3 separate regions of the Homo sapiens genome follow, and all the other regions are linked to region 3. The links are chromatin loops, found by intact Hi-C in ENCODE. Cell type or tissue: PC-3. All regions are shown on one strand.

Region 1 (8,000 bases), 390 kb before region 3:
GGCTCAGAAGAAGACAGGAAGATGTGGAAAAGTTTGGAACTTTCTAGAGACTTGTTGAATGGTTTTGACCAAAATGCTGACAGTGATAGGATAATGAAGTCCAGGTTGAGGTGGTCTCAGATGGAGATGAGGTACTTATTGGAAACTGGAGCAAAGGTCACTATTGCTATGCTTTAGCAAACCGGCTGGCATCATTTTGCCCCTACCCTGGAAGTCTGTTGGACTTTGAACCTGAGAGAGATGATTTAGGGTATCTGGCAGAAGAAATTTCTAAGCAGCAAGGCATTCAAGAGGTGACCTGGTTGATTCTGAAGGCATTCAATTATAGTGCTCACCAAGAAATGGTTTGAGATTGGAACTTATATTTAAAGGGGAAGCAGAGCATAAAAGTTTGGAAAATTTGCAGCCTGATGGTGGTTTCCCCCATACTGTGCTTGTGATAGTGATGGAGTTCTCATGAGATCTGATGGTTTAAAAGTGGCAGTTTTTCCTGCACTCTCTCTTGTCTGCCACCATGTAAGATGTGCCTTGCTTTCCCTGCACTTTCTGCCATGATTGTAAGTTTCCTGAGGCTTCCCCAGTCATGTGGAACTGTGAGTCAATTAAACCCTTCTTTGTAAATTACCCCAGTCTTAGGTTGCATTCTTTACAGCAGTGTGAAAACGGACTAATACATACCATATTGAGGCACTTGCAATGGTTTCGTTCATACCTCTGTTTCCCCTCATGGATTTGTGGGCAATTTGGGGGAAAGGTACATGTTTTAAGACTTTAAAAAATTATCTCTACTTCTTGAACACTGACTAGAAATATGTTTGTTAATTGAGACAGTCACCTTGTCCCCAGCCCAAATGGAGGTCCCAGCTCAAGGATTCTCATGCATTAGTTCATCCAACCATTCATTCAACAACTATTTATTGAACACATATTATGGGTCAGATACTATTGGAGGCACTGAGGATATGGTGGGTACATGATAGAGGAGGACTCTGCTCTCAGGGAACTGTCATTCTTATGGGAGACTTAGGTAATATGCAAGTTAACAGTAAACAGATAAAGAAGAGAATCTTAGATCAAAACAGGGCAATGTCGTTGATTTAGTCATTCGGCAAATATTTATTCAGTACCTATGTCTTATTAGATATTACTATAGTTTCTGGGCATGTGGAAGAGAACAAAACAAAGGTCCTATCTTCAAAGATGCTCTTCGGGTAGAAAAAGACTTGGCGGATGAGGTGTAGTATTAGATAGGATGGTCAAGGCAGACATTTCAAAGGCACTGCATGGGACCTAAGTAATTAAGAGGATGGCACTTGAACAAACACTTCTATAAATAATGAAGAGGAACCAGTTATGGAAATATCAGGAAGAGAATTGCTTCAGGAAGATGAGAAAATAAGTGCAAAGGCCCCAAGGCAGGAATGAGCTTGTCATGAGGAACACAAGCAGGCCAGTGTGTCTGCAGTGGTAAGAGCTGAGGGTAGGAGCTCCCATGGGGCCCTGCAGGTGGTGCTCAGGTGTTTAGATTTTGTTTTATTTAATTTTAAATGCATAAGGAGCTATTAGTTCAGGATGGATAAATGTGGATCTATTTCCTGGAGCTCACATCTGAAGATTTGATTCAGTGAGTGTGGTGTAAAGCCTTGGAATCTGCAAAACATTCCCACGGTGGTTTCAAAGCAAGAAGTCTGTGAATAATTCTTGATGGTAGATTTTAGAGAGACCGCTTGGACTTTTACTAAATGCCTGCTATTTAGATTTGAAATCAGCATGGGAGGAGGCTTTGGGTCAAATACATCACAGAGCTGCAAGGAAGGATAACTGGTTCCCTGCAGCATCCCAGACCCCAATTCTTTGGCCTAGCACTGAGACTCCTTTATGCGTTGAGAAACCCTTGGAGAGCTTGTGGAGCTTCAGCTTCTTACGTGGGCCCCAGTATCTGGAGAAAGCAATGCAAAGGTTGCATTGGCTTAAGGAGTAGAGTTCTGAAGTTCATGCCATTTAACGTCTCTGAGTTCTGGCCTTCTAAAGTGGTTCCAAAATCTAGCAAAGAAACTGGATGAGATTCACTCAAGGATTCCCTCTCTACAAATAAAATGAAGTAAAATAAAATTTGGATTATATTATTTTATGAAAATCATGATAATCTTCTGAAGCAGGTAGGTCAGGATCATTATCCATGGCAGAGTTGAGTTGAGAATACAGCGTCTCCTGATGCATAGCCCCAGGCTCTTCCAAAACATCCAGCATCAGCTCCTTAGCCCATGTTCGGTGCACACCGAAACCCCTGATTCCTAAAACCTTGTTTCTTATTCTGTTCCTCTGTTTACAGACAGGACTGCACCCAGGCTGGTAGAGGGCTATTTTGTTTAAAGGTGTCTGGGGAAGAAATACTCACAACCTCACTCCGAGCCCTTTCTGGGATCATTGCCTCTTGGCATTTCTTGTGCAAGGAAAGGAGGCAGGGTTGAGCTTGGGGCTGAGCAATGAAGACCAGATGGCGTCTGCCACATATTAGCTGGGTGACTTTAGGCAAATCCTGTCCCTCTCTGGGCCTGGGTTTGCTCCTCTGGAAAGTGAACTGGTGAGATGAAATGTAACTTCTGACATTTATTCCATGGTTTTTCTGTCGTTTGCTTTATAGAGCTGGGGAAATAGAGGCTCAGTGTCAGGACGTGTTGGAGAAAATTGCCTTTTGAATAGAGAGTGGAATTACAATTGCTCTCTGCTTCCCTGTTCAGTGAGCTGGCCACTGCCAGACCATACTCCCTCCCTGGCAAGCTTTTGTTCAAAGCAGCATGCAGAGAGGCTGGAACAAGCCCACTGGCCTCTTGGTCCTGCTCCTCATTTTCCACTCCAGCCTCATTTAGAAGGAGGCTTTTATTATCCCTTTTTCTCTTGGTTTCCTTTCTTTCCTATTGGGATGCAGCTGCAAACACAATTAGAGAGGACAAATGCTAATTTCATCTAGAACTGGAAACTGAATTTCTTTTTAAAAAGGAGATGGGACCTCAGAGGGAACATTCTTTATTTTCAAAGCATCAGTGAACCAGAGGAAGGAAGAGGGGCTGCTGTGATTTGGGAAGCTGTGCTCCCCGCTCTTAGTGTGAGAAAGTAGACTCCAGAGTCCCTGACTGAAGTGACATTACATTTGTTCAGGAAGCATGATCCATCAGCTGGAAAACACGGGGATGTGCCTGGGACTAGCTCACAATCTCAGAGAGGCTTTAACACAGGCACTGATGGTGGCCATGGACACCTGGAGAGAGGGTTGCCATAGCTTCATCACTTTGACTTAGAGTTGAGCAATTTGGACCTGACTGGACAGCAGAGGACATACCCAGTCCGTCCAGTAGAGGGTGCCAGCAGCCTCCACCCATAGAACAGCCTCAATGTGAACACCCTCACTTCTTTCTGAGGAAGCGTTTACAGGCAGAGCTGTGTCCGTTCACAGTGTTCAGCTGCTTGAGCATGGCTTCCATCCATTCGGGGAGAGCAAAGAACCCTGGACCTAGAGTCATGAGCCTTGGATGCCAGCCTTGACTCTGGGACCCCAGGGAAGCCATACATCTTGGCCTTATTTTTCTTATCTTCAAAATTTGCAAGAATTATCACAGAGGTGCCTTTCAGCTTTAATACTCCACAGTTCTGTGACTCATACGTATGACTGAAACTCTCAATGAAAGATGAGTTAACTTGAAATGTTCTGGAAAGTTGGGCTTGGAGTAACAGATATAAACAATACAAGTTTATATGGAGCTGATTTATGGAGAATTTTATTTAGAGGAATAAGGAAATGAAACAGTCTCCCCACTGTCTCTGTTCTCTTGGGTGAGAACCTTTTCAATTGCTTTTAGCCAGCGGTCACTTGAATCTTTTTAGGCAAGCTTGTTAAAAGGAAGCAAGATGGTTTGGGCTTGCATTAGGGCAAATCAAGCACCATAAAACCCTGAAAAATCAGAGGCTGAAACGCAATACAATTATATTTCTCACTTATATCATAGTCCAGTTTGAAACAGGTGGAATGGGCTCTGCTCCACAAGGTCATTCAGTAACTCAAGAGACCTTCCAATTCATGATTCCATCCTCTTCCAGTCCTCAAAGTTTTCTGCTCAGCCAGTGGATGGGGAAAGAGAGAGAGTGGAGAATTGCCTAGGAGTTCACAGGCCAAGCTGGGAGTGACATATTTTTAAAAATTATTATTATTATTTTTTGAGTTGGAGTCTCACTCTGTTGCCCAGGCTGGAGCACAGTGGTGTGATCTCAGCTCACTACAACCTCTGTCTCCCAGGCTCAAGTGATTCTCCTGCCTCAGCCTCCTGAGTAGCTGGGATTACAGGCGCCTACCACCACACTAATTTTTTGTAACTTTAGTGGAGATGGGGTTTCACCATGTTGGCCAGGCTGTTCTTGAACCCCTCACCTCAGGTGACCCACCCACCTTGCCTCCCAAAGTTCTAGGATTACAGACGTGAGCCACTGTGCGCAGCCTGGGAGTGACATATATAATGCTTGCCCTCTTTCCATTCAACAGGAGTGGTCACATGGTCCCACCTAGAAGCTCAGGGACTGGAAAATATGGCCCAGGGTTGTGGCCCAGAAAGAAAAAGAGAACAAAAGTCTTGATGATAATTAGCAGTTTCTGCCTCTCTAAGGGCTGTTTCTGAGAATGAAGAAGAATGCCCTCTCTATAGCGTAGGTACTATTTATGTGAAGGCAGTGTCCCCATCACTGTAAGACTGTGTCCTCCCTCAGGGGCACCTTTCTTGGGTTTACACTAAAGTGCTATATAAGCTAGCAGTGGCCCGACATATGCTCTGAAGTCAGGCATATCTTGTGTCTAATCTCAGCCCCACTAACTAATTATGAGAACTTGAATAGGAAACCTGTTTCCAGATTACAAATGAGGCAACTGAGGGTTGTAGGGAAGGATTCAACCAATCTCACAGGGTTTTTGTGAAAATTACATGAAATAAGATATTTAAGGAGAATGAGGCAGAGTAGGCACTCAATAAATAGTATTAGAGTTCTCCTCTCACCTCCCTTTTGGAATGGTTCTACCACCATGAGACCCCCTGTTAGGAATATTGGTCTATGGTTCAGTTCATTAATGAATTTGGGCCAGTTCCAGCTCCTTAAAACATTATAAGGTCCTTTCCATTCCTGCTGAAATGCACAGTTAATGTTAACTCTGAGCCTGATATCCTTTAAATGGCATGCATTCAATAAGGCAAAACAAAAGCTCAGAACCCTATAGAAGAATGAGCAGAGATAATAACACTAAAAATCTGAGCTCCGTTAGTGACTGCAATGGAATACTTGAGTGTTGAGGTGTCTGGCACCTAAGGCAAAAAAGGGGAATCAAATGGATTGCATAAATCTCATTATATGATTTAAGAAAGATGCCTCTTTGTGAGGGAATAGTAACTCTTTTTTCCTGGGGGGCTACAATGAAGAAGACATTTATCAGGTGGCACTTACAGGTGAAGGCATGGCCTTTCCCCTTCTGTCTATGTGATTGACTCTGAGAACTGCCTTTGGATTTTCAAAAGCGTAATCTGGGGCAGAATGAAGAGAGATACCTGCTCCCCAGGATTCAGGAGCAGGCCAGTGCCTCCCATGGGTAAATACCTTCCTCTTGGGTGGAGATTTGTGTCTCGAGAAGGGCATAGATGGATTCTACCAGCTACAGGCTGGATTCTAAGAGCTGGGAATTACCTCACACAGAGTCAGGGTCACAGGGCTATGAACTCAATGAACACCAAGCAACGGTGCAGCTTCCAGAGTCCCTTCCTGCTTCTAGTAGCCCTGCTGGATGGACGAGGTGCAGGGTGCAGCCAGCCTGCCTGGGGCCTGCCCAGCCCTGTTTGTCTTATGTGGCATAAAGTCCTCCTGAAATAATTTTGCATTTGCTTTAAAACAATTTGCCTGATTGTAATGATAAAACAACATTATATGCAGATGTCTTGCTATTTTAAAAAACCTAATTTACTTTGAATTAATGTTTGTTGACATGGTGTTTGGTGGGGCAGGGACAGAGATAGAGGGACCAGGAGATGGAGCTATTGAAATGAGAGAACCACTAAGTAAAATGGTTCTTCTCATTTTTTTTTTCTTCAAATCAAACTTTCAGGAGAGAGAACAGAGTTAAAATCTGCAGGAAATGCTTGCATCCAGGAATGTTTTAAAGCTCTTGCCAAGATCAACAATGAGAAGTATGTTTGGAAATTGCTTTGCAAACCTCCCAGTTTGCAGAGCGCAGCACCTCACCAATAATGGTGATGGTGGCTGGTGTTTATAGGACACCCATTGTGAAAGGGCTGTGAGCACTGGGCATTTATTTGTAAGCACCACTTGTTTACACAGTCAAGCTGGGACGTTGAGGTGATAGAAATAACTCTCCTTTTCAATAAACAAGGAAACTGAGTCACAGCAACCAGTTCGAGTGACTTCATTAAGGCTTAGATTCAGCCTCACAGTATTGGAGTAGGTTTCAGAGGTCACCTTGTGGCAAGTTTTTGGATTGACCTCTTGGAATTTCAGACCTGAAATGGTCCGTGAGGACCACGTGAGGACCACATCCGGTTAGAGGTGGAATTGGGCATATAAACAAAGCATCCAGGATGACTTCTGTTAACTTTCGTGTCTGCAGAATTCCTCTGAAGCAGTCCCAGGCCTCCACCAAGTCTCACACATCTGGCCCTGTTTTCCTTTGCTCTATCCTCAAACCTTCTTCAAAAAGCTTCAGATTCTAGGTAACTGCAGGGGGTTCAGCTTCAGGAGACAATGAGACTCCAAGATACAGGTGCAAGGCTTGGCATCAGCAGACTTAGGTCTGAATCTCAGCTCAGATGTTTTTAAATGGTTTGACTATAGGTAGATGACTTAATTTTTATGATGCCTCCTTTGAACACCTAACTCAGTGGCTCTCCAAGCGCAGTGTCTCAAGCAGCAATATCAGCATCATTCAGTAATTTGTTAGAAATACAAATTCTTGGGCTGTACCCCCGACCTACTGAATGGTCAACTCTTGAGTGAGGCTCAGCAATCTGGGTTTTCAAAGTCCTCCAGGTGATTCTGGTAGATGCTGAAGTTTGAGAAGTGCTGCTGAAACTAATAATACCATCAGCCTTACAAGGCTGATGTTAGGCTTAGAATTAAAACATGGAAAGTTCATAGCACACATGAGATGCTCAATAAACTATAGTAGTGACAGTGGCTTCTCATCATCATCATCATCCCCTTCCTTCCTTCCTTTCTTTTTTTCCTTCTTTTTTTCTTCCTTCTTTTTTCTTTCTTTCTTTCTTTCTTTCTTTCTTTCTTTCTTTCTTTCTTTCTTTCTTTCTTTCTTTCTTCTTTCTTTCTCTCTCTCTCTCTCTCTCTCTCTCTCTCTTTCTTTCTTTCTTTCCTTCCTTCCTTCCTTCCTTCCTTCCTTCCTTCCTTCTTTCTTTCTTTTTCTTTCTTTCTTTTCTTTTTTTTGAGACACAGTTTTACTCTGTTGCCAAGGCTGGAGTGCAGTGGCGCAATCTCGGCTCACTGCAACCTCTGCCCCCTGGGTTCAAGCGATTCTCCTGCCTCAGCCTCCCAAGTAGCTGGGATTACAGGCGAGTACCACCATGCTAGGTTAATTTGTGTATTTTTAGTAGAGATGGGTTTCACCATGTTGGCCAGTGTCGTCTTGAACTCCTGACCTGAGGTGAGGTGCCTGCCTCGGCCTCCCAAAGTGCTGGGATTACAGGGGTGAGCCACAATGCCTGGCCATCATTTCTTCTCTGAAACTACCTTTTAGCTTGAGAGATGTATCACTCACAATCCAGAAGCCTGTAGGATTTCAGTAGTACCTGAACTGTGCTCTCTTAGCTGACACTCATGAGCTGGAGAGACAGATTTGACTCTATTTTATACATTCTTATTTTCTTAGCTTTTTATTCAAGTTCTGGAACTATAAGCAGAGTGATAGGGAAAAGGGCCAAGTACTATAGGGGCCATTTGGGCAGGGA
Region 2 (8,000 bases), 180 kb before region 3:
TTCTAAATCAATACTTATTTAAAAATGAGGAGAAAAGGATTTTAATACAAACATATTCCAAGGGAATTTATTACTTACAGCTCTTACTAGTTGAAAGACTGACTAGAGAATACATTTTGGTGAGGTGGACACTGCACTGGGTGGAAGGTGTAGAATGTCAGAAGCAATTATGAGAAGCATAACAGTGAAAAGATGAACCTTTTGATAAATCTAAATATGCAGTGACTGTAACAATAACAAGAACAACAAAAGTACATTAAAAGCAACGTTAAAATGTTGAATAATAATAAGTAACATGGAAGATGAGCATGAGGGTGGGGAATGGGGAAGCAGTTTTCTTGTCTGGAAAAGGGATGGAGATATTAATTAATTTCAAACTTTTTAGAGTCAGATGTGCTTAATTTAGTGTTAACCATTAAAATAAAAGAAATATGATGCAACACTTTTAAAATAGGAGAGGCTGAAAATAAAGAATCACTCTGATCATCAGAGGCATGATATGAGGAAATAAGGAGAAAACAACCATGGTCATTATTGTTGAGTCTGTGAAGCTGAAGTTTGATTTTACCCTACTTCCAAGCTAATAAATTAGCCTGTTGCTGTTTCATGGATGCTGTCAGAAGGCATGAGATGCCTGGGTCAAAGGACTTTAATATACACAGCAACCACCATAAGCCTCACATGTGCTCCAGTTCCCCTTGCTTGCTAAGTTTCACGGGCGTGACACATGCAATGAATGTTGCATGTGTAATGGGTTTGTGTTGCTGCCAATGAAGACTGAACTTGGGAAATCCACCTCTTTCTTAGCAGACAGTGAGCCTTCTCTAGGACTCAAAGGGAGACATCACCTCAGTTTGCAAGGGTTTTTGGTGCAAATGCAACCCTGAGAAATGACCCAGGTGAGCAGTCAGATCCTTGCCTTGTTGGCATGCCCAGCAAGAGACAAAGCAGCATGAGAAACCCACCAAAGAGTTTCTCTTCAAACAATTATAAAACACAAAACAAGATGATAGAAATGGATCAAAACACATCAGCAATCATAATAAACAGAATAGATTAAACTTGCCTTTTTAAAGATAGAAACTCCAAGTTTAGGCATAAGAAATGCAATTTATAAGAAACATGTAAAATAGAGCTTGTTCTTTTGGCCTTAGTGATTTGGCTGTGTTATATTTTGGCACATGTCTGGCTGCCTGTAAAATACAAATTTGTGTGTCTGTGTGTGTGTGTGTGTGTGTGTGTCGAATGTGATATGGTAGCATCAGGGCACAGCTAATTCCTCTCATTTTCCCCTCCTTCCTTATCCTCTGTCAAATCCATTCACACCTTTGCAAGACAGACACAGAAAGTTTGAAAGTAGAAGGAATGAAGAATGGCATACTCTGCAAGTACCACCAAAACAAAACTGATGCATCAAAACAAATATTAGAAAAAATATACTTAAGGCAAAAAAACCCATCAACCTCCCCATTAATTCTGAAAAAAGCACATCATTGCTTTGTGACAAACAGAACAATCTAGCTGAGAGGAAACATAAAAAATTAAATACCAACATAAGGCAGCATGAGATGAATGTTAAGTGAGAAGTTCAAACAACAAGTGCTGTGGATTCAGAGGAGGAGGACGTGGATCTGACCTGAAGCCATCCAGAAATCGATTCTGGATAAAGAACATGCTGCTTTAGGTAGATTTGACATGAGGGTGGGCCATGAAGCAAGCGACAAGTAAATTGCAGCTTGTTTGAGACACTGAAATATGAATTTTGGGACTTTATAAACAAAGAGCAGAAACAAATGCTGGGTAGACCTCGGTGGTTGGGCAGCTCTTGATCTTGGTGCTGGTGGGCCAAGGGCAGCAATCTCATCCCTGTAAAGCCTATGTGTCTGCCTCTGCTCCCCACATCTATTAATATAATAAATCCCATCTCTAGCCAGCCTCCTGTGAATGAATAGCCTAGGATGGGCCTGAGTGTTTAGTTACAGGTGGCCTGCAACAGCCATTGTGTTCTTCTGGAAAACTATGGATGACTAACCCTGGGAAGAAGGACTCTCAAGTTCAGAGAAATGAAGTACCTGGCCTAATGTCAGCTAGCTCGGTACAGAATTGGGACCAGAAGCCCAATCTCTTGATTCTTTCTAGACATCACAAATCACAGGGGGCGTGCTTTTGCCTGGCTTGTTCTTTTGACCTTAGTGGTTGGCTGCCCGTATGAGAGTAAGAATTTGTGTGTTAGGGGTGGGGATTGGGCAGGGAGAGTGGTAACAGTGATGTGATACTAGGGGGTACAGTTAATTTCTCTCCTTTTTCTCTCCTTCCTTGTCCTCTGTAAAATCCATTCACACCTTTGCAAGACAGATGGAAAAAGGAACTTAGGGTGGGGGCTGTGCTTTAAAACCTGGCTCCCTGGACATGGGGCCTGGGGAGTTTGGTGCCCACGTGATAGGGACTGCTAGAGAGGCCCCAGAGCATCTGTCTGGGGACACTGTGGACACATGTCCTGAGAATACCCCCTCAGGGGCTGAGGCGGGGCATCATACCATCTTGGGAGCCCAAAGCCATGTGCTAACAAGCTGTTGGCAGAGGACTAGAGAAAGACATTTTCAAAAACAACAGCAACAAAAATTGCAAGCCACTCCATCCGGGCTGCAGACCCCTCCCTGCATCTCATTAGCGCCTGGGGTGGGAGGAGAGGGGGCTGGCAGGCACTGCCTACACCTACGTGTCCTGAAAACCAATGCATGCCCACAGAGGTGGGCGGGTGGGAGGCGCAGAGTGGCCCAGCTCCCAGCCTAGGAAAGATCTTTCCAATGCTCTGCTTGTCATTTGTTCCCTTGTGTGTGAATTTTTAGAACAGGTATCAGATTCTTTCTGTGTAGGACACTTTTTGTTTGTTTTTGGAGTCAATGCTCTAAGGTCTCTTCCGTGTCTTTAAAACTTGGGTTTTGAATATGATTTCTATGAAGAAAAGCGAGTCATCAGAATCCTGTCTTTGTGGACTGTTGACATCATAGCTGAGACTGCCACAGTTGGTGCTGCAGACTCAAAGTCAAGTGCTCCCATAGACGCCCCACTCGCTGCCATAGTGAAGACCCCCATTTGCCTCCAGAGGTCAAGCTTCCTTGTCCAAGTTGGAAAGTAGACAAGAAAATCCTCAGCCACTTCCCCCATTTCTTTTCTCACTTGCTCCTCATCCCTTCATGTTTGTATTCCCAAGATCTCAGGCTTCTAAGAAAGCTCATCTTAGCCTTCTAAGAAAGCTCATCAAGTTGGGAGTGAGACCTGCCATGGCTGTGGTCATGTCTGTCCTGTCACTCAGGAGGAGCAGAGGCTTCTCCTCCTGGGGACACTCTGCCCTCCCAGGCTCTCCCAGACTTCCCCTACCCACTTGTTTTACAATAGCAGTAACTATCGCACATCATCCTACTCTACTTGAGTCTCAGAATCAGACACATGTCTGTCTCTATAAAATGGGAACGGCGGTGGAGGTGGGACTTTCACAGACAGAGGGGATGGCAGCCCCTAAGAAAGAAGTACAGGTGGCTTCTCTTAATGACTCTTATTCCCAGCAAAGACAAACAGTGATGCCATCATTTGCAGTTGGATTCTGAGGCCCCGCCTACCTGGGAGGCAGGACACATTGGGGACCAGCCATCCTAGTGTGACAAATAATTGAGTTTCATAATGACCTTGTAGAGCCAGATTCCTGGAAATGGCATAAACCTACCTGTGATTGTTGTCAAACTCTAAGATGCTTTGTTACCATTGCTCACTCCAGGAGGGGAAGCCATGGTTCATGAAGTTCATTAGGTGGGTGGTAAACAGGATTTTGGTAGTTGTTGAAGGTTGGGGCTCAAGACCCTCTCTGGAGGCCCAGGCTGGCTGGTTAAAGACATTCTGACCTCCCAACATTAGAGCAACACATCAGAAGGCATTCGAGGCTGTGGGGCTTCTAGAGCCAGAATTCTCAGGTCATCGCCCTCAGCACCAGTGCTGTAGGGTTCCACCTGCCTGCAGCTTGGGGAAGAAGAAAGGCTGGCTGCCCAGAGTCACGGCCTAGCTTGGCTGGGAGGAAGATAGAGGAGCTGTCTCCTCTTCCTCACTTGTCTTCCCTGTGCCTGCTCCTGGTCCAGCTGGGTGAGATGGAAACTATCTCACATGGAGAGATGTTAAGGCAATTCTGGCAAAGCAAGCGCTAATAAAGTGCTGGGAACTTCCCCATCTCTGCCTCTTGAGGGAACTGAGCATGCTCTGAAGGGCATGGCCAGGTTTGCCTTTGGTGGAGGAACCAGAGGCTTGGTTTGGTCTTGGGGCAGGCTGGGCAAAATCGCTGAGTATGAGTGTTTCCTCCTGAGCATCCTCGGGGAGGGGAGCCCCTCCCTTCTCTACATCCTCCCCCACTGGCTCCTTCATTTCCGGGCACTTTGCCTTCTTATTTCTGTTCTCTCCTCTGAACCAGAGAAAGAAAGATGATTAAACGCTTCTGCTATGTGGATGCCCATGACTCACTGGCAGGAATGGCCTCTCCAGGCAGGCTGTGCTTTCTGTCTCCTTCCCTCATTTCACCCTCCACTTTCCCCTCCCCTGCCTTGCCCCTTGCATCAAAATGAAGTCATGTAAGACCAATTCAAATTGATTTCTCTTTTCCTTCTATTAGAATATCAGCTCCATAAAATCAGGATAAGAATTTGTGGTCTGGAGTCTGAAGACAGGGATTGGAGTCCTGGCTTTTCTGCCCACTAGGTGTGGTTTTGAGTGGTTATTTACCTTCCATAAGTCTTTGTTTATTTGGTCATAAAATAGGGAAAATGATAGAGCCAGCCTTTCAGGGTTATTGTGGGGATCAGCGGAAATAATATTAAGTGTGAACTGGTATTGTCTGTAACACATAGTGCATGCCATGAGCCAGGCACCATGGGGATCAGACTGGAATTCGCTCCAGTGTGTAACAGGCAGATCCAGTGACAAAGAAGGAGAGAAATAAGCCAGCCTTGGTACCATCAAAGGAGCACCCAGCCTTCCCCCTGTGCCCCACTGAGCAAATGGCTAATACCACATAGCACAGGCCAGGGGGACAGATGCCTTTGTATGGAAGAGCTAGTACTGGTAGCCAGGGACCTGGCCACACGGGGAGGCACAATTGAATTTTTCCCTTCCATCTGACAGTTCAGGACTGGATGTTACTTTCCAAATGAAAGCGGTTCTGGAAGGTCGTTGGGAACAGTGAATTGTGATTATGCTGGCACATTTTTAATTCTGTCTCATTACAGCTGCTGTTAAGGCTGCATTATAATAATTGCTTTAGTTCTGCTTTGGTATTTGCAGGCTCCTTTAATGTAGCTGTAATCTATGTGTATATTAAAGTAAGCAGAGCCAAAGAGCAGGGGCAGCCTTATTAGACTGGAGAAATGCATGTTGGGGGTGGCGGTGAAGCAGACAGGCAGACGGGAGCAGGGTCCTGGCGGGGGAACCTCGGGACAGCATGCGGAGTGGAAGTTCTGGCCTCAGGCCCAATGCAGACTCACGCTGTGACTTTGAGCAAGTTGAAGCTGCCTGTCTCAGCTCTCCCATCCATTATATGAGTTACAAAGTCTGTCTTGGAGGTGCTTAAAAGTTCTTAGGAGAAAAACCGTTACTGGCAAAGAGCCCAGGGAGATGGCTGCATTGGGCCCTCAGAGCAGCCAGAGTGGAGCCCAGCAGGAGCCTCCTCGGCCGCCCACGGTGGAGCAGCCAGGCGACCCCTCGGCAAGGGACAGTCATCAAATAAATGGCATGCAGACACCCCCAATTCCCAGGGAAAATTTGGCTCTGGTCTTCCTGCGATCACTCCCTGTTCTGGTTTCTTCTTTAAAATTCGGTTTGTTTGAACTGTTGCCACTCCCTGCACGGTCCTGTACACACAGCATTTCAGCCACTTGATGGAGGTCTTACTGCTGTCCTTGAATACTATGGCTCTCCTTTTTCCCCTTCAAGGGCAGTGGGTGTCAGTTTCAAGGACAGAATGCAAGGGCTGTCCTGGACCAGACCACTCACCAAGTACTCACTATGAACGGCATTCACCTCCTAGCTGTTATTTTGGGATAGGAATTCATATTGTGCTCACACCAGTCATATGAGCTAAGTAGCAGTATCATCTCCTTTATTTTATTTTAGTTTTTGAGACAAAGTCTTGCTCTGTCACTCAAGCTGGAGTGCAGTGGCGTGATCTCAGCTCACTGCAACCTCCACCTCCCAGGTTCAAGCAATTCTCCTGCCTCATCCTCCCAAATAGCTGGGACTGACTATAGCTGCACCACTACACCTGGCTAATTTTTTTTGGTCTTTTTAGTAGATACAGGGTTTCACTATGTTGGCCAGGCTGGTCTTGAACTCCAGGCCTCAAGGGATCTGCCAGCCTTGGCTTCCCAAAGTGCTAGGATTACAGGTGTGAACCACTGTGCCTGGCCTCATGTTCTTTATAGATGAGTGAACTGAGGCCAGTGAAGTCCCACATACCTAGTGAGTGGCAGAGCTAGACATGGAGCCCAGACCATGCAGAGGCTGACCCACGATTTTAGCACTACCTCAGGCTGCCTCCCCCTCGTCCTCTCTCCCTCCTCAAGAATCATCCATTTTTCTGTGCTGATTCAGAGCTCGCCACTGAATTCAGATTGGTCTGGGGATCAGTGGAAGGATCAGAAGGTTCTCTCAGGACCAGAGACACAGGCCTGGGTAGATGCATGGGAAGAGACCACGGCCAAAGTGTGGACAAGGGCAAATCAGAGCCATTGAACAAAACGTGTCTTTGGCTCCTCAGCTCTCCCAAATGATGCCTTTGCCTTGTAACAGTGGGTGTTGCAAAGGGAGTGAGAATGAGGCAGAACTCTTGGTGTTCCTATGCACCTGTACCCCCCACCTTGTACGTGGGCCATGAAACACCCAGATATTCCCAGAAGGATTCCTGTTTTGCCTCTTCCCATTTCTAAAGACTTCTACATGAAGAAGATTTCAGACTTTCTCAGCACCTTGCCCTATTGCTTCTGCAGGGAGAATACTCTTCATCGTATGCAACTGAAATGCAGCCTGCTACAGCTCAAAATCTACCAGGTTCATTGAATCCCAATGTTTAAGGGAACTTAAACATTCCTCCCACTGCAGAAATTCCTTTCAAGCACCTCTGATTGTTGCCCCATAGCCTTGGGTCTAAGATGCAGGAAGATGGGTGCCAACCCACCCCCTTCCTTCTCACCAGATAGCCTGTTTCATTTCTTGAATAGTTCTAATAATTAAAACGTTCTTCTTTACTTTGGATCAATGTCTCCCTCCTGATACCTTCCACCAATTAATCCTAGTTTGATCTCCTGGAATTAATCCATTCCGTTTTTCAAGTGATAGTATTCTGAATTTATGAAGGCAGAAGTTCCTCTGGAGTCTTCTTTATCCTTCAGCATCCTTCAGTTCTTTTTCTGTTACTTCTATTCAGATATTCCTCAAAGAGAAAAAACATATCAAAAGGTCCTAGATTGTCTCCAGCATAAATTAGTCTCATGCAAATGTTTCCTCTTCTTCATCTACTGTATTCCAGTCCAAATGTTTGGGTAACTACCAATACTACATATTCTCCTGAGAGCTGAGAAATATTAAGAAAATAAGATGTGGTCTCTGCTCTTGGTTGTATAACAGTAGCATTAACAACTAAATTCTGACTGTGGACAAACTGCCTCCTCCTTCCTATAGTACTTTATGGTTGGAATGGTAAATGCACTTATGTGCAAAGTGTCCTGTTTTGACTGTAAGGAGAACTGTGGAACTCACTTCCTGCCATGCTATCTCCATCTTGTTCCTGCCTCTGTCCCACACCATCTTCTGGGTCTGCTCTCTCTGTGTCTTTATCTCTATTCTTGGTTTTTCTTAATTGGCCCATCCAAGAGCCCTCTCCAGTCCTCCCATCCTTTCCTACAGGATCAGGGAAATACTCCCCCCTAAATACTGTCCTTAATTAGTTAATAAAATCTCCCTCCACG
Region 3 (8,000 bases):
TACAATGGAATATTATTCAGCCTTAAAAAGGAAGGAAATTCTGACACATGCTACAACATGGATGAACCTCGAGGACATGATGCTAAGTGAAATAAGCCAGACATAAAAGGACAAATACTGCATGATTCTGCTTATGTGAGGTGCCTAGAGTAGTCAGATTCATAGTGACAGAAAGTAGTACGGTGGTTGCCAGGGACTAGGGAAGGGAGGAATAAGGAGTTACTCTTTAATGGGCAAAGACTTTCTGTTTGAGCAAATGAAAATGTTCAGAAGATGGAGGGTGGTGATGCTTGCACCACAATGTGAGTGTACTTACAAATGCACACTTAGAAATAATTAACACTGTGAATTTTTTTATGTGTATTTTACCACAATAAAAGAGTTGAAATAATCCTTTTGAGTGGACTTGACAAATTATTTCATCTTCGGCATGGCAGCATGGATATGAAAACACCTGTTCTCTGCTTAGCTCCTTGGGTCAAAGGGGAACGGCTTTTGCTGGTAGACTAATACAATCATCTTTATGAAATATTCTGATATCTTTCAGTCAAAAGATAGGTATCACTATTCTTTTCAACGTAATCTCAAATGGGTTTTGGATAAATGTCTCCTATCATGTATCATTACATAACTGGCTCTGTTGTTCTCAAGGTCTGGATACCTGTTTCCTGATTTGGAAAAATAATGCCATAGCCTTGTTCTTCCTGGAAATTTTCCTTACCTCTCACCCATTCCAAAAGGCCTAGACGAGGAGCTCTCAATTCAAATAACTCACAAGAGGTCAAATGGCCCCTGATTTTAGAAAATCCTCCTGCTGTTGCTCAAGCTCTCCTTTGGTATTTTTCATTCACAGTTATGGCCAGAAATCACTCATGTGCCCTTCCCCATTTACACTTCCTTTCCCCCTAGATCACCTTTCTGGGAATCTGGGTGGTTTTATCCTTTTGCCACCAAGGTAAGCTTCCTTAAATAATATAATGTAGTTTGGTCTGGTTTTAAATGATTGTAAATAGAATTATCATTTGCTGTTGTACATGCAATCATCATCATCATCATCATCATCATCATCATCATCATCCTCATCATCATCCTCATCACCATCTTCCTAACCTGTCCAGTTCCAAAGGCCACAAATTTACAAAACAATGGCCTAGCACAGCAAGGCAATGAATGACTGAAAAGAGAGCAAAGGGTCCCAAATCAGATTTTAAGTCATGGCCTTGGTCTTCATAAGTTTCTCCATCTGATGAGCTGAGCCCATTGCTTGGGGACCTGGGAGCCTGGGGGTCCTCCATGGCAGCTGGAGGAATTTTTACAGCTTCTGAGTCCTGGCCCCCATTGCCCAACTCCCACCTGGTTTCTCTGATATTTCGAAAGATGCTTTCCTCTGGCAATAGGGTCTCACTCTGCCTGTTGCTGCTCACATTCTGAAGGGTGCCTGCTGTTCTGCTGATTACATTCAGAAATGTTCCACAGATATAGCATGCAGTCTCTGTGTGTATCTCTAATTTGTTTAAGCATTTGACATTATGGTCAAAATGTGAGTTATTACTCCATTTCTACTCTTATAATTGGATGCTAATGCAACGATGGCTACACTGAGCCTGATGGTTGGAATTAATTTAAATGTCCAAAAGGTTTCTTAAGTACCCAATTTCCTTCAAAATTGTCAAAAAAGAAAGAAAAAAAGAGGCAAGATGACCCATTAAGAAACTCCAAGAGGCTGCTGGAGGAACTGTCAAGCTGTGCAGACGCTGCACTTGGTGCTGTACCTCATGCTGTCCTTCCTTGTCACTGTCCCCGAGCAGAGGAAGTAGAGTTGAGAAAAGTAAGTCCTTTTCTGGCAAATTCTTAGCTCAGTAATACACATGGGTCTTAGTGGCATGGTCTTGGGGAGCTCCTCAAAGCATCTCCACCCGCCTTCATCTCCTTTGGTCACCACTGGCTGCCTTTCCAAGCTTTATTTCTGCTGGCCAGGGACCACATAAAGGTTTTGTGGAGTCTCCCTGTGATGGCTCCAAGGCCCTCACTGCCAGGGCTGCAATTTGTGGTTGAGCAGTGGCTCAAGAAGCTGTGCTTATTTCAAGTCACTCCACATGCCTGGAACCCTGTCACTCCTATTCTCTTTGCTCAAAGGGGGCAGGTATTTCTGAACCTGGCTAACAGGTAAGAAAGGCAGATGCCAGAAGGCTGGTCCCAGGCTGTGGCAGATTGTATTATGAGTCCCAATTCTTCACTCCCTAAAAAGAAGACTTTTATGTCTCCACCCCTATGGCCTCATGGTGAATAGACAAGTGGTGTGTACTTCCCCACTTCTTGGCTTTGGGCATGGCCTCAGAACTCGATTGGCCAATGAATGGTAGGAAACACGAGGCAAATGAATGCTTCCGAAGTGCTTATGTGCTCATCTTTGCCTTCTGTGCTTCTGTCATTGCCATGAGAAGAGCTTCCCGAAATAGCTGTTTCCTCTTCAGCCTGGGCCCCAAATGAACCCACATGGAGAGAGACCTGAGCCCAAACCACAGCCAGGAGACAACCCTGGCTGATGCAGCAGCTTGAAGCAGAACTGCCCAGCTGAGTTGAGCTTAGGGAGCTGACATGCAATTGCTTTGCAGAGCCATGGGTGTGAGGATTCATGTCTATTGTATGCAAGTGAGTTTTGGGCTGGTTTGTTACAAAGCTTTATTGTGGCAATAGCTAGCTGATACACAGGTGCTGGACAGAAAGTTACACCAGGATGCAAAGGTCCCGTGAAAGGTAGAGGGGAGAGGTCAGTCAAATGGAGGAGGGGGAAGGTTGCAGTGTGGTAGCTTCTTACCACCCTGTGCTTCAAATAGGTCATGCAAACATTGATGGCGTATGTAACTTGTACAAGTTCAGAAATTATTGAAAGCCAGATCTAACGTGATAAATGGCCCTTCTCAGTACCTCCCACGCTGGCCATGCTCTTTTAATTCTATGGTCATAGATCTACAGATCTCAGGAAGGTCTAGCCCCTCAGCAAAGTACTAAAGAAGACTCTGGAAAGAGAATGCAGCCCTCCAGATGTGGTCAGCTGTCCAGAAGCAAAGATGTGCTTCAGACCCCTTGTACTGACCATCTGGCCACCCCAGTGTCAGAAAATGATTTTTTTTTTTCTACTTGGCAGCAGTAAAAACTCCTTGGGAATGATTTGCCTTGAGCTTTGCAATTCCTCCTGCTGGTGCTTGGGCCATGGGGCTAATCCAGCTGGGCCTCACTTGACGGCAGACAGAGGCACAGGGTCAAGGGCAGCAGCCTTGGCTACCACCACTGTCCCTACCTGCCTCTAGGCAGGACCTCTGGGGTCAAGGTTGATGATATTTAGAATAGCAAAGGCAACCGCCCCAGGGCATGAGGCTTGGGGAGCTGAGGTTCCAAGCTGTAATCTAATCTGTGTGTCTGGGTGACCTTGAACAAAATATTCCCATTTTTCATGCCTCACTGGATTCATTTTCAGATTAGGGGGATCCAGTCCTGCTCTGCCTTAAAGAATTGGTCACAAAATACTACCAATACAAATGATTTGGGAAGCTTCTTGTAAATGAAAAGTAGCAGATGTTGTGGAGGGCTGCAATTTGTTGCTATTAATAAGAATAAATGCCTAATAGGAAGCCAGTTTGCTCTGGGAACTCGGACAGCCAAGGAGCGAGTGCCGACGCCGGAATCATCAACATATGTTGGTCCTCATTAGCAAACGGCAGTAGCTGGGAAGCTGGGCAAGGAGCTCTCAGCGTGCTTTCTGCAGAGCGTCGAGAAATCACCCCATCCTCAGGCTTCCCAGTGTGGGCTGCGCTAAAATGGCACGTGATCGTTATTAGCCAGACCCCTTGCCAAGCGGGAGAGCGATCCCCTTCCCTGATGCACAGATGGAAAAGCCATAGCCCAGAGGGGCTGAGCAGCTTGCCCAAGGTCACGCAGCAGGGCGGTGGCAAAGGTGGAAATTGAAATGAAGTTGGGGGCTGGAGCCTGCCCTCGGGCCTGCCAGACACCACTGGCTCCCGGAACATAGTACAGGGGATTGAGAAACCTCTGGTCCCTCTGCTGAACACAGGTCCTGTGTTGAAAACTTCACAGCATTGCAGGCTACTTACTATACTGCCAGGAAGGTGTGGCTGAGTTCAGGGGCTGAGGAGCCCCACCTACGGGCAGATCACCAAGTAGCAGCCCTGAAGAGAGAATGACAATTGGTCTCAGCACAGCCTCCTCCTCCAGGAGGTTTTCTTACTCCTTCAAATGTGGTTAGGGAGAAAAATAGAGTTTGAAATAGTTTTATCTCAGGGACAAGTGAGAAGCAGAGATCTGAGAGAAAAACAGACCTGGGTTTGGATCCTGGATCTGCCACCACTGTGTGACTTGGACAACTTATTTAACTTCATCAAGCCTCTTTTTCCTCATCTAAGTACCCTGATGGGTTGTTTTGAAGAATAATTGGGATGACACATATGAATGTATTAGTGTTATGCTAATGGCAACTCTGTTGTTCCAGCCTCTGCCTCCGATAAAATGCCCCTGTGATGGGTGGTGCGAAGTCATCTCTCTTCACTCCACTATACCTAGTACTCAGCTCATGCGCAGTAAATGAGAAAAGTGAATGAATGCTTGCATGCACGCATAAATAAATAAGTGAATGAATGAATGTGGTTCCTATTACACTTGTACGTGTTCCAAGAATCCCCTGGAGATCATTTATTTGGCAACCTTGGCTCTACTCTAAAACCTATCATTTCTGGATTATTGCCACAGATTAATCTCTTAGTGTAAAGGTTAAATCCTCTCCTTTCTCTGAGCTCTCATGCTCACATTCACACACAGGCTCAGGAGGCCCGACTTCCTGACTTCCAGGGCTGCGGGGTTGCAATGTGTGAGATTCTCTAGCTAGGCAGATCCTATGCATTTGACAGAGGAGACTGCAGCCAGAGCAACCCCTCCAACATGGAGGCCCAAAGGAATGGGGGATGAGAGGAGTGTTCTGGCATTCACACAGTTAACAAGCTGAGAGGGACCTTGGAAACATTCTAGCTGCCAATCCTCTTATTTTTCAGATGAAGCTCAGTTGCTGCAGGGATTTGTCCAAGGCTACATGGCTACCAACACTCCTCATTTGATACCCAGTCCCTAGATACTGACTCCTGGCCAAAATGCTCATTCTTGACCCCATCTTAAGGTCAGGGCTGAAGCAGGGGCAGAGCCTCAGGGCCCCACATCCTGGAGAAAAATGAAAGTTTCCCTCCCCATCCCCAAGCCCAGCAGGTGGGAAGGGGCTGTTGTCCTGGGGATCAAAGTGCTGCTCCTGTTCCAGCCTTTTTTTTTTTTTTTTTGACTCTGTGTACATTGGGTATTTTATTAGAAACTTTCATGTTACTGCTACGTAAACACTGCTTCAAAATAATACATAAGTTAAAAACTTGTCAAGCAAGTTCTTCATCAGCTGTACTCCTAGAATTAAACACACATCACACACATACAAGTCACCAACCCCCACAAAATGTTTAATTTAACTGACCTTAAAATTTGGAGAAAAGTATCGGTTGGCTTATCTTTTAGCAAATGACACAGACAAAGACTATGGCCCCTTCTGAACTGGGACCGGGAACCTACTGTTGTGTGTTTCCCAAGCACAGCCTGCTCAATGGGAGCCTTTGTTTCTGCAGCCAAGAAGAAGGCGGGGAGGGGCTGGCACGGTGACACCTAACTCCTGGCCCAGGCAGCGGAGCCAAGCTAGTCCCCAGGCATATGCTGAGGCTCCCTAGCTGGCTGGCACTGGCTCCTTGTGGGAAGTGGCAGGGCAGGCTGGGCAGGCACTCCCTTCTCCATCTAGCACCTGACCCTTCTCTCTGACTTCCTTCTAGCAAGGGCTCTGCTGACCAGCGTTCCCAGCAATGCTCTGGCTGTTCAAACCACAAAAAAACAGTGTGTGTAAATGATACATTTTGTGAATGAGTGCACAGCAGCCCAAGGGGGTGTGCCCAGATGTGCATGTCTCAGCACAGGAGTAGCATTTGCACACACCTATGGGGGGCAGAAGTGTTCTGGACCACAGGAGACTGTGTGCAAATAAACACATCTTTCCTCGCAGGCAACCAAGGCTGGGTATGAGGCTTCTCTGGCTAGGAAACAAACATCTTTTTTCAAAAAGGGATTTGACTCTGGGAAAAGTTATGGTGCTCAAATGATTGGAAACTGATATTCCTGAAGGAGAACCTTCTAGGTTTATCAACATAGGGCCCCACTCTCAGAAGACCAGGTGCTGCTGGCTTAGAAAGGAGGCAGAGACGACAGATGACCCAAGGAATTCTAAATCATCTTCGTTTCACCCTATCTCCTGTCTCAAGGTACCCACCTAACTCTACTGAACTTATATGAGCTTCCATTGCAGGATCAGGGCCAAGCCTGCTGCTGGGGAAAGACAAAGAGGGCCCTCTGGTGTCTGGGTCATCCTGGACACAGGCAAAATGTATCTTCTTCAGTAAGAGATACAGCTTTGAGGGCATCTTCCAGTAATTCTTCAAATATGAAAGGACAATTGTTAAAATGACAGCATTCTAAAAGTTTTTTTTTTTTTTTTTTTTTTTTTTTTTTGAGATGGAGTCTCACTCTGTTGCCCAGGCTGGAGTGCAGTGGTGTGATTGTGGCTCACTGCAGCCTCTGCCTCCTGGGTTCAAGCGATTCTCCTGCCTCAGCCTACTGAGTAGCTGGGACTACAGGTGCACGCCACCACACCCAGCTAATTTTTGTATTTTTAATAGAGACAGGGTTTCACCAGGATGGTCTCAATCTTCTGACCTCGTGATCCACCTGCCTCAGCCTCCCAAAGTGCTGGGATTATAGGCGTGAGTCACCATGCCTGGCCTCTAAAAGGGTTTTATGCCTTATGCACTGTCGGTGAGTGTTTAGATTAGCACAACCATTTTGAGGAGTAATTTGGCAGTTATTACTAAAACCTAAAATGACCCAGAAAGTCTTCCTCTTGGAATCTTTCCTGCAGAAATACCAGCACCTAGACACCGGTGGTTGGCTGTGGATATTCACTGTGGCTTTGTATGTAGTAATGTCTGTTTGGAAACAACCTAAATATCCATCCACAGGGGGCTGGCTAAAAAAATCGTGGCACATCTACACTCTAAGATAATAGTCTGTATGTACTAAGATGGATGAATGTCTATGATTCATATTTGAGTTAAAAAAACAAATTTTATAAAAAGGGTATATTAAGACTCAATGTTTGTTTTCAAAAGACAACTGTGCAGCTGTGTATACATATATATGCAAACCTCGTGCAAAGAATAACTTCTAGAGAGAGAGTTACATATTTGCTAACAGTGGTTAACTTTGGAGAGTTTGAATTTTTCACAGACAGGGTATTATTGACTTGGGAAATTAAAATAATATTTTAAAGATGCTTTAACCTTTAGTCTTTTAAACTAAATTAACTGTGCAGCTCAAAATTTATTTTAGGGTGACAGCTTGAATTTTTCTTTTTTCTTTTTTTTTTTTTTTTTTTTTGAGATAGAGTCTCACTCTGTCACCCAGGCTGGAGTGCAGTGGCGCGATCTCAGCTCACTGCAACTTCTGCCTCCTAAGTTCAAGCAATTATCCCACCTCAGCCTCCTGAGTAGCTGAGACTACAGACACACACCACCATGCCAAGCTAATTTCTTTTTTGTACTTCTTTTTTGTAGAGATAGGAGTTCACCATGTTGGCCAAGCTGATCTTGAACTCCTGACCTCAAGGGATCTGACTGTCTTGACCTTCCACAGTGCTGGGATTACAGTCATGAGCCACCATGCCCAGCCCAACTTTTCTTTATACCCACAAGATTTCTAATATTCTGGAACTATGGAAAGGGCTCTTGTCTGCTTGGTCTCTCCCTCTTGGTTCACCTTCTGACCAGTAGCACCCTAGAAGTGAGCCCTGGGCCATGGGGGAGTTTTCTCCTTATAAAATTAACTATCCCATATTGGGTGGGAAAGTCATTGTT

The links. A loop is a pair of places that touch in the nucleus more often than their neighbours do. Peaks named below come from ENCODE experiments on the same cell type or tissue, not always from the same donor. Only the 100,000 strongest peaks of a DNase experiment are listed, where the experiment ranks them.
Region 1: it touches region 3 in a loop (3-fold over the local background); 13 of 110 quality-filtered maps call a loop at or near these places.
Region 2: a loop joins it to region 3, with 6 times the contacts of the local background. A loop is called at or near these places in 5 of 110 quality-filtered maps.

Annotation. Positions count from the first base shown.
Region 1 is chr7:131,855,997-131,863,996 of GRCh38, forward strand. The region is part of intron 1 of LOC107986849 (a long non-coding RNA gene); the gene reads left to right. Among named protein-coding and RNA genes, the nearest start is that of PODXL, 300 kb to the left of the region's middle. In PC-3, CTCF peaks have their summits at 3,368 (motif pointing right), 3,570 and 6,034 (motif pointing right); a DNase peak (open chromatin) is centred at 3,375; H3K4me3 peaks cover 450 bases.
Region 2 is chr7:132,061,387-132,069,386 of GRCh38, forward strand. No RefSeq gene overlaps it. Among named protein-coding and RNA genes, the nearest start is that of PLXNA4-AS2, 200 kb to the right of the region's middle. RefSeq lists a silencer at 2,914-3,085. In PC-3, no CTCF peak of the experiment used is centred here; a DNase peak (open chromatin) is centred at 4,465; H3K4me3 peaks cover 743 bases; H3K27ac peaks cover 1,621 bases.
Region 3 is chr7:132,245,730-132,253,729 of GRCh38, forward strand. The region is part of intron 4 of PLXNA4 (plexin A4); the gene reads right to left. Among named protein-coding and RNA genes, the nearest start is that of PLXNA4-AS2, 11 kb to the right of the region's middle. RefSeq lists enhancers at 5,219-5,736, 5,737-6,252. In PC-3, CTCF peaks have their summits at 4,146, 4,350 and 6,408 (motif pointing left); a DNase peak (open chromatin) is centred at 5,742; H3K4me3 peaks cover 472 bases; H3K27ac peaks cover 1,719 bases.